Regions from separate parts of the Homo sapiens genome. Here region 1 is linked to region 2. A link is a contact called in ENCODE Hi-C or POLR2A ChIA-PET data. All regions are on one chromosome and are shown on one strand. Each heading gives the region's core, a stretch centred on a gene start or an enhancer-like site at or near the end of the contact. The rest is flanking DNA. Distances are from core to core; before and after follow the strand shown. Region 1 has its middle 99 kb from the start of LINC01550. Region 2 overlaps LOC105370651 (a long non-coding RNA gene).

Region 1 (4,820 bases), core at 1,871-4,370, 150 kb before region 2:
TGTATATACTTACGAGATACAGTGTGATGTTCAATACATGTATACAATGTGTAATGACCAAATCAGAGGAATTAGCTAATTCATCACCTCAAACATTCATCTTTTTGTGTGTGTGTGTGTGGCAAGAACATTCAAAATCCTCTCTGAGTTATTTTTAAGTATACAATACAGTATTGTTAACTAAAGTCATCCTACTATACAATAGAACTTATTTCTCCTATCTATTTGTAATTTTGTACCCATTAATACATCTGTCCTCATTCCCTGCTCACCATCCCCAGCCTCTAGTAACCACTGTTCTACTCTGTACTTCAATGAGATCAGTTTTTAAAAATTCCAAAAATGAGTGAGATCATGTGATATTTGTCTTTCTAGGCCTGGTTTACTTTACTTAATATAAACTCCTCCAGGCTCATCCATGTTGCCACAACTGGTAGGATTTCATTTTTTATGGCCGAATAGTACTCTATTCTATATAGGTACCACATTCTCTTTATCCATTTGTCTATTGATGGACACTTTAGTTGATTCCATGTCTTGGTTACTATCAATATTGATGCAATAAACATGGGCGTGCAAATATTTATTTGACATACTGACTTCCTTTTTGTACTATTCTTTTGGATAAGCACCCAGCAGTGGGATTATTGGATTATATGGTAGTTCTATTTTTAATATTTTGAGGAACCTCCATACTGTTCTCCATAATGGCTATACTAATTTACATTCCCTCTGATAGTGTATAAGGGTTCCCATTTTTCCACATCACATCAGCATGTGTGCCTTTGTTGTATTTTTGCTAATAGCTATTCTAATTCAGGTGAGGTGATATTTCACTGTGGTTTTGATTTGCATTTCCCTGATGATCAGTGATGCTGAGCATTTTTCATACACTTGTGAGATATTTGTACATAGGGGAGTGAGTCTGTAAGAGACACCATGATCTGGATGAAAGAGGAAGAAGCTGGTGACAGGTAGATTTCCCACTAGCCAATCCTTGTTTGTGGCTAGTAAATTCTGGGACTTTCCTAAGTCTCAGTTTTCTTATGTGTCATAATAAGAATAACATCTTTCCATCTTCTTTAGAGAGATTTTGCAGGAATCAAATACAGGTTGTAAATTAGATTGAAAAAGCAAATAGTGCTAAAAAAGTCATTACAAAATCTTCAGTCCATAAAGAGAGTGGCCCTACAATCCAAACTCTGCAAAATTAATTCAAAACCATTTACAGGACATATAGAAAGACTAAGAATGGAATGTTATAATTGTGCAGACATAATGCTTGTCCTCAGAGACTGTGATCCAATCGGGAGGCAGGGCAAAGACACAGAGATGATAGCTAACAGCACTAGGAAGTGCCTAATTGGTTGTCAGATATGTAATAAACTCAAGTTGAAATATATATGGTCTTGGGAGGAATATATATTTTTGATGTGGATGTTTATTTATGAGAAACATTTTGTAGGATTATAAAAATGTCTGTTTTTCAAATGCCTTCACTGAAAAGAACAAAATAAGATTATGGTATTGTCCAACAAAAAAAGGGGGATTTTGTGATTACCTTCGGTGGGGTTAATTTTTGAACACATCTTTGTGAAGGTCATCATGATGGTGAACTTTTAAGTCAGTGCTTTTGAAAGGATATCAGGTAATTACTAGTCTGCCGACTAATTGAAATGAGACTTCTTGTCGTATTCATTTTTGTGTTTTCCCAAAGTAACCAGAGCAGTCCCTGATATACTGGAAACATATGCTAAAGGCTTATTAAGAGAAAGAAATAAGAAGACAAGACAGAGAAAATAACATTTGAGAGGGAAGAATTTTCCTTTCTTTCTGGATATTTTTATCTGTGTTTGTGGATTTCCAAGGAGGAATTTATTTTTGGAACCACCTTAGACTTGGGGTGGACATAAATTAACTTACGGCTTTTCCTAAGATTTTATTCTATCATCCACACTCTTGCTTCATGTAAGAACAAGTGCTCGTTCATCCAAAAGCTACTCCATGCATCATTTCAGCCACCCAGGACTAGGAAAAGGACAGCAAAAGGGACAAACAATGGCTAAGAGCTACTGAAAGAGATTCCTGAAGCCGTCACAGTTAACTCCAATGTTCAAACCCAGAAATGGCCTTGGCCCCTTCCCCATGGTTTACTATTTGTTTTTTTCCAAGCAAAAAAAGTCCATGGAGGTAGAAGAAACTGTACGAAAGCTAAAGACAGAAATATCTTAGCACACTTTTCAGCGGAAGGTCAGAAGCACTGACTAGAAGAGGCTCAAGTCATGGAATTTATCTGAAGATGTAGAGTGATCTCCTGGAGATTCAGAAAAGGCCCCAAAACAGGCCTCAGAAAAGGCCTCAAAACAGGCTTCAGAACAGGTTGCCATTAAAGCAGTTCTGGAGAAATCTACACATTTCCTGTGCTTCTCTGGAGACCTCAAGACTGGGGCCTTCATCTTTGCAACGTGCCCACGGTTTGTTTGTTTCCTGTCTCCCTCTCCTTCTTGATCAACTTTTTTTCTTTTCTGCTTTTATGTTAAACACATGCCCCAGTGAACCCCCCAGTCCTCAGTGTACACGATTTTCAGCTCTGATCCCTACAGCTTTTTGGCAACAGACTCAGAATTCCAGTTTCACAACTCTTGGCAAGAGACCTCCTTGACTCAGCTCCCTTTCTGGCCAATTCACACAGCGTTGAGGTCCCTGACAAAGGCACATTTACCCTGACGCAAAGGAAGCTCAGGATCCAGCTCTTCACTTGCACAGACCCTTCCAGAACCCTAGGAAGAACCCTATGAGTGGGTTCCAGGGTCCTCCTATGTATTTGGAACATCACCCTGGTAAAATACTTGTACCCACATTGGTAAAGACAGCTTCTCTTTCTGCTGTGATTTCCTCTCCTTCACATTGGCCCTTGTCCTAGAGGATTTTAGAGTTGTCAGGGCATTTTTGGGACCCAGAAAATAAGAAGTTGAGTTGGAGAGATATGCAGTTTGGGTTTGTGTGTTCATAGTTCCTTGGGTGGATAGCAAAATATTGATTGCTCTCCCAATGCAGTAATGCCTTGGCTTCTGGAAGTACTTTTGTTGCCTGCAGCACTAGCTCACCTGGCACTGTGACAGCAAGAGTGAGGTTAGAGGTTGTGTTGGGTTAGGAATACATCCTCAGTGCCTGGTCTTGGAAGCAAGTGAGTAAAGGAGGAGTTCTAGGCTTTCAATTATACAGAGACAAAAGCTAATTTGTGAAAATTTTTTCCACTTATCAAGCGAGGAATATTGTAAGAGAGTATTGTTCTCACTAATGTCCGGTAGAAATGGATGTTCCATCAGAAATACACTAGATCATACTATATATTCAAGCATAAACACATAGAACTCTTTAAAAAATGGAATTCATTGTTAGGGATAAACCTCTTGTAGAATTATAATCAGCAAATGCATTTGAAACAGCTCATCTATATAGGAGATTTGACAATAGTTTATATGTTTGGCCACATCTTAATAATCTATATGATGCTACCAATAATGTGTAGTGAAGTTGAAAAGGACTTTTTTCAAAGTATAATTAAGAAAAAAAAATAAATCACCCATGAATTATTTTTCTATTCTCTGTGGAGTTAATGATATATCAAAATATTAGTTATATGTACATTCAGTCAAAAATGCAGGGGAGGCAGGATGTGGTGGCTCATGCCTGTAATCCCAGCACTTTGGGAGGTGGAGGCAGACAGATCATATGAGGTCAGGAGTTTGAAACTGGCCTGGCCAACATGGTGAAACCCCATATCTACCAAAAATACAAAAATTAGCCGGGCATGGTGGTGGGCGCCTGTAATCCCAGCTACTCGGGAGGTCGAGGCAGGAGAATCACTTGAGCCTGGGAGGCGGAGGTTGCAGTGAGCAGAGATCATGCCATCGCACTCCAGCCTGGGCAACAGAGGGGGAAAAAGAAGAGAAAGAAACAGAAAAAAAAAAACACAGGGGTAAAGAATTTTTGAGCTGTTTCAGGCAGAAAAGTAATAAAAGTTAAGTTGCTATTCTGTATATTTGCCGACTTCTATGAATTTACAATTTGTTGAAATGTATTTTCTCATTCTAAATATATATTTGATGACCTATATCACTTTATATTCTTTTTCAAAAACAGGATCCCCCAAATGCATAGGCACAGGCCTCCCAAACCCAGATCTGCTCTGTTCACTGGAGAGTGGAGACTAGTTGGGTTAGCCAGGTTCAGATGGTCACTGTTGGTTTCATCATCTGTGACAGAATGGTTGGGGTAGAGAGGACTAGAAACAGATACACAGGACAGGACACAGGACACGGTTTCTATGTCATTCAGCTATGCGAATGGTCAGAAGGGGTGATAAGAAACTCTGCATCCGAAACACAGCCTTAAAAGACACCAATGATAAGTGGTGCCTTTCTCTTGAGGATCTCACCATCTACTGACAGAATAAACGGAAAGTGTTACTGTTATCTTCATGTTTGTAGATGGTGCAGTGAGACTTAAAAAGGAAGTAAATAATCCTAGTTATTCAATCACCATATTTGTGTTCAGTGCTTTGCAAATAGGAATTTATTTAATCTCCAGATACCCTGATGAGTTAAGTACCCTTCTTATTCCTACTTTACAGAAGAGAAAATTGAGGCACACAGACATGTACTAAGTTGCCCCAAATGACCCAGCTCATTATTGGCAAGGCAGTGATTTACACCCAGGCATTCTTGGTGCTCCCAACCATGGCACCAGGCAGAGGGAAGAAAGAAGTGTGAGGGAGCCTCCATCAAGGCAGCAGCTATGTGGTGAAACCCTCCAAA
Region 2 (4,990 bases), core at 2,320-4,819:
CGTTCCAGATGCAATTTCATTTTAACAGGAACAGAGACTTAAACCAAAAAAAAAGTGCATCATTTCCACTAGTGTAGAGTGAAGCTTATTTAAGGAAAGTAAACTAAAGAGTAAGCAAGTAGGGGGCTGGGCACGGTAGCTCACGCCTGTAATCCCAGCACTCTGGAAGGCTGAGACGGGCGGATCACGAGGTCAAGAGATCGAGACCATCCTGGCCAACATGGTGAAGCCTCGTCTCTACTAAAAATACAAAAATTAGCTGGGTGTGGTGGCATGTGCCTGTAGTCCCAGCTACTCAGGAGGCTGAGACCAAGAGAATCGCTTGAACCCAGGAGGCAGAGGTTGCAGTGGGCCGACATCGCGCCACTGCACTCCAGCCTGGCAACAGAGGGAGGCTCCGTCAAAAAAAAAAAAAAAAAAGTAAGCAAGTGGGTAAATACGGTAATTTTCTTCTTGAAAGGGGCTATGAAATGATACAGTGACTCAGACAGTGGCTGAGGGGAAAAGAAACATATTAGATAGAAAGCTCCAGAAATCCTGGTTGATTTGACACAAAGACCTACAGAACAGGTAGGAGCTAGCCCTGCATAGATCTGGGAAAAGAGCAGTCCAGGAAGAGGGAACAGCAGTTGCAAAGCCTCTAAGTCAGGACAAGTTTGCAGAAGTTCACGGAGTAAAGCAAATGCCAGTTTGACTGGGGAAGAGAGAGTGAGTGGACAGAACTGTAAGATAAGCTGGGGCCAAGTGCACAGGCCGCAACATATCCGGCTCTGCTGGTAAGAAGGAGGAGTTTAAATCTTATTTCAGATGTAATGGGGAACTATTGGAGAATCACCTTTATGTCAAGAATGCAGCAGCTCCCCTACAACTTCCTGGCAAGGATTTTAGGGTAGAGTGTCAACTACACTGAAAACCATTTGAAAACAAAATCCAGCCCCTGATTCCATAGTAGAAGTGCCATCTGTGTAGACCTGACTTAGCTCCAGGGCACAACTTTACCCAAAGACTACAGAAGCCGTGTTCTTTCCATGACTGACTATACAAACTCAGAATGTCTGCCCATGGAAGAAAAGACTTCAGGGACACACAGTAATGCTCACAGATTCCAGAAGGCCACTTTTGGGAAGGGAAGACCAGAGAAGGGCTTTTGAGACCACTTAGGTTCAGAGGGGCCTAGAGGGGTTCCAGAGAAAGACACTTATCTATGAGAGACAATTTTCCAACAGCCAGAGTGTGTCAGGTTCTAAGAGAAAGGAATTCCCAAGAGCAGAGGCTTCTGTGTCTTGGGAGACAGAGTGAGATGACCCAGGGAATGTGGCAGGGTTGCAGGCCAGGTGGGGAGTTGGGCTGGAGGCTCTTCCAACCCCAGCATTTCATTATTCTTTTGTTTTCTGTCACTGGGAACTGAAAATTTGTGCCAGGGTTTTACCTACAGAGAAATTTTGAATTATAGTTAAAAATTAACTTTTCAAATAAAATCATACAAATCTTCTTAAATAAAGCCTATCAGATTTTAAGAAGAGTTTGTCTTCATCAGATTTCAATTGATGAAGGAAGAAAGAAAAAAGGAAAACTTCAGTGAAAGTAAAAATGTAGAATGTGCCCTTTGACTGATTGATCTGATCAACAGCAATGTGTCATTTAGAGTTCCTCAGAGAATTATTAGCACTGGCTAGAGTCAGCCTGACCAATCACACACACACACACACACACACAACACACACACACACATGCATACACACACACACACGCTGATGGAAAGCAGTGGGGCTGGAGGGAACACTTACCAAAAGCATAAAGTTAAGCCTTTCCATCAGCAATATCTCCACTGGCTTTTTTATATACTGCCTGCAACTCAAGATTGAAGAACTGGAGATTTTCATTCCTGTTCTTCCTCTTTCAACGGGCAATGTTGAAGCCCATGGGTTTTGGAAGAAATCTGGCTTTATTTCCCAGCTCCTCCAGGTAGCATCTAATCATGCTGGGCAAGAATTCAATTTCTCTGAACTTTAATTTTCATCAGGCAAAGAAAAAGATATAGAAGTAGCAATTGTTTTCCAGGGAAAATGTAAAGATTAAATGGAATGACATACATAAACTGCTTAGTTAGAGCACATAGTGCTCTGACATTTTAGCTGGAAATAATATGCAGCATTTATTGAGTGCATGTATTGTATTTGCCATGCACACTCTTTAAGTGTTTTGCAGTGGTTTTCTTTTGTATTTAAAATTCATGTCGGCCAGGTGCAGTGGCTTACGCCTGTAATCCCAGCACTTCAGGAGGCCGAGGTGGGCAGGTCAGGGGTTCAAGACCAGCCTGGCCAACATGGGGAAACCTCGTCTCTACTAAAAATACAAAAATTAGCTGGGCGTCGTGGTGGGCGCCTGTAATCCCAGCTACTCAGGAGGTTGAGGCAGGAGAATCGCTTGAACCCAGGAGGCGGGGTTGCAGTGAGTCAAGATCGCACCAGTGCACTCCAGCCTGGACAACAGAGCAAGATTCCGTCTCAAAAAAAAAAAATAATAGTTCATGTAATCCTCACAGTATCTATATTGGCAATAAACATTATTGCCATCCACATTTTATAAATAGGGTCACTGAGGCACAGCGAGTGTAACTGCCTTGTTCCAGATTCCACAGTTGGTCCATGACAGAGCTGAGATCAGAACCCAGAGTCCTAACTCTTGACCATTGCAGGCAGTGTCCTTTGCTGCCGCAGTGAATTCAGTAATGCATGCACAGTACTGAGAAGCATTACCTGCCCTTATGCTTTCTAACTTCTTTTCTTCTTCCCACCATTGCAGTGGATCCATCCTGCTGCAAATGGTCATTTTTTTTTCCAGGGCACAATCTAAACATACATCGTTCTCTACTTAGAATCCTAAAGCTCTCCCACGGCCGGCAAAAGGAAACTTAAACTCCTCAGAGTGGCTCACAACCTGACCTCTTGTTCTGCCAGCTTCATTTCCTGTTGCTCTATCTCTGAACTAAACACCCAGTCACTTCAGACTTCTCCCCCAAGCAATGCTGTTTCCTCATGCCTGTGTGCTGGGGTGCCCACCGCCCTCCCGGCTAGAATACTCCTCTCAATTCCCTCTCCTTGGCAAAACTGCACTTTCTACTCTCTTCTGGGCATGCTCCGTCCTGCTGACCTGGTCCTAATCTGTTTACTCTCACACCAGTTCTGTAGGGCAGACGCTGTTGGTTTTCAAACGGGGAAGCCAATTCGGAGAAAATTGTGTTCAAATCATACCGCAGGAAAGTGACTAAGCTAAGATTTAAGTCCACATTTTTTAGTTTCAAGACTCTTTCACCTCCCTTGCACCATCTCCCAAGAAGAACTGGGGGCATTATTTTCTAGCTTCAGCGAGACCTGGGAAGGCTGGTGTTTCTCTTGATGGGGCATAACGTATCTCTGGGAGTGCCTGAAATTCCCTCTGGCTGGTCATCCTCACTCCTGGACTGTGTCTCCTTCCGCCACATTCAATGACCTCTGGGCCCATGGAGTCCAGGACACCCACAGGCAGATGTAGCCACAGCTCGAGGAAGGTCTCTCTGTCTCTCTCCGTCTCTCTGTCTCCCTCTGTCTTGCTGACTAGGAGAGGCACAGGCCAATGTAAGAAGCAAGCCTGGCTTGGGATGCAAAATAAAATGGAATAACGGGGCATGTGCATTTTATCAGAACCAAACAAATTGTGGCTATAAACATTCCGTCGCCAGTGAAATTGCAGCCTTCTTTGAAGATCAGTGTCTGTTTTTTAATGTATCTATATTAAAAAAAAAAAAAAACTGGACCAAATTTCCATTCAACCAGTATGGGGAGGGAGCAGGGGGTGGGAATGGGGACTGAGCCCTGGGAAATGAAACAAGGGAGGGAGAGAAAGGAGACCTTATGTCCTGGATTAGCACATTGATTAAAAGCAAGTTTCTTTCTCTTGAGCAACCCGCCCCCCACAGCCCATCCGCAGCCCCGCAAGCCACTAACCACAATTATTCCACGGGGTCTCTCTTTGCCTTACTTATTTGATATCCTCAGACTCAACTGTTATGGTTCAGACAGTTTGTCTTAGGGGTCCTGGGAGAAGGAGAAAAAAGGCAGCCTCCTAATTGTCTGCAATCGACTGTTGACATCTGCAAAGTACTCTAGCTTCTAACCCTCTCTGTGGATGGTGCATGAGTGCCCCCCACCCACTGCCCACCTCATCCACCTGGGCTTGGCAAGCGGGGCAGCTGCCACCACCATGCACAGCTGGGACTCCTGCCCTGAGCTCTGGCACCCTCCAACACACTGGGGTCACCTTGCTCCCTGTCCATTCCCCAGACCATTTTGTCCGACCTGTGGCTTCAATTACTCTCTGAAAACAGACAATACCCAAAGCCCTGCTTCCAGCTTTGATCAATCTTTGTTGCTCCAGAACCGCATTTGCAACAGTATAACAGACACTCTAGTTACTTCCATTTCTTTCTGGGTAAAATAAAAGAAAAAGACAAATCCCGGACATCTCATTCTAAGTAACTGCTCCTAAAGCAAGAACCTCAACTCTGACATGATTAAATGTAGCCCCACAGCAGAACTCACACATGTCTCCTGGAGCCAAGATCCCTCCTTTGATTTTTCACCCATGCATTCTTCTGTCCTTTTGTTCTTCCAGACATTTCCACTTCTGTATGAGTTTTGAGTAAACACTCGAAACTTAAAATTTCTAAAACTGAACTCTTTCTTGTACAGTCTAGAATTACTTCTATTTATTTATCAGTAATACTCCAAGACTTGATATCTCCAAGTCTTCTCTGATTACGTTCCTCTAATGCAGTACAAATTATAGTCAGCATAACACATAACAATAGCAGTCACCGATGTTTTCTAGTAACACTGTTACTATCACAATTACAGCCCCACTACTTCTTGCCAAGTGTATTCACTCATAGAATGAGTTTTTCTTCCCAGCTTACTTCCAGGAATTCAATGTCACTTTCAATCAGAAAACT

The links. Hi-C counts contacts between places; a loop is a spot of excess contacts on that map. ChIA-PET counts read pairs that join two places held with the same protein, here RNA polymerase II (POLR2A). Pooled maps may share reads with other maps.
Region 1: a map of naive thymus-derived CD4-positive, alpha-beta T cell shows a loop between it and region 2 (1.8-fold over the local background). The contact joins two enhancer-like sites. A Hi-C loop is called at or near these places in 1 of 168 maps with a recorded cell type or tissue (naive thymus-derived CD4-positive, alpha-beta T cell) and 2 of 50 pooled maps. POLR2A ChIA-PET finds 5 or more read pairs at or near these places in 2 of 52 experiments (naive thymus-derived CD4-positive, alpha-beta T cell and naive thymus-derived CD8-positive, alpha-beta T cell).

The regions. Positions count from the first base shown.
Region 1 is chr14:97,876,692-97,881,511 of GRCh38, reverse strand. No RefSeq gene overlaps it. Among named protein-coding and RNA genes, the nearest start is that of LINC01550, 99 kb to the left of the region's middle. Within about 2 kb of position 3,120, at least 6 of the 41 ENCODE cell types and tissues checked have a DNase peak (open chromatin) inside an H3K27ac peak, as active enhancers do.
Region 2 is chr14:97,722,621-97,727,610 of GRCh38, reverse strand. The region is part of intron 2 of LOC105370651 (a long non-coding RNA gene); the gene reads right to left. Among named protein-coding and RNA genes, the nearest start is that of LINC02312, 38 kb to the left of the region's middle. Within about 2 kb of position 3,569, at least 3 of the 41 ENCODE cell types and tissues checked have a DNase peak (open chromatin) inside an H3K27ac peak, as active enhancers do.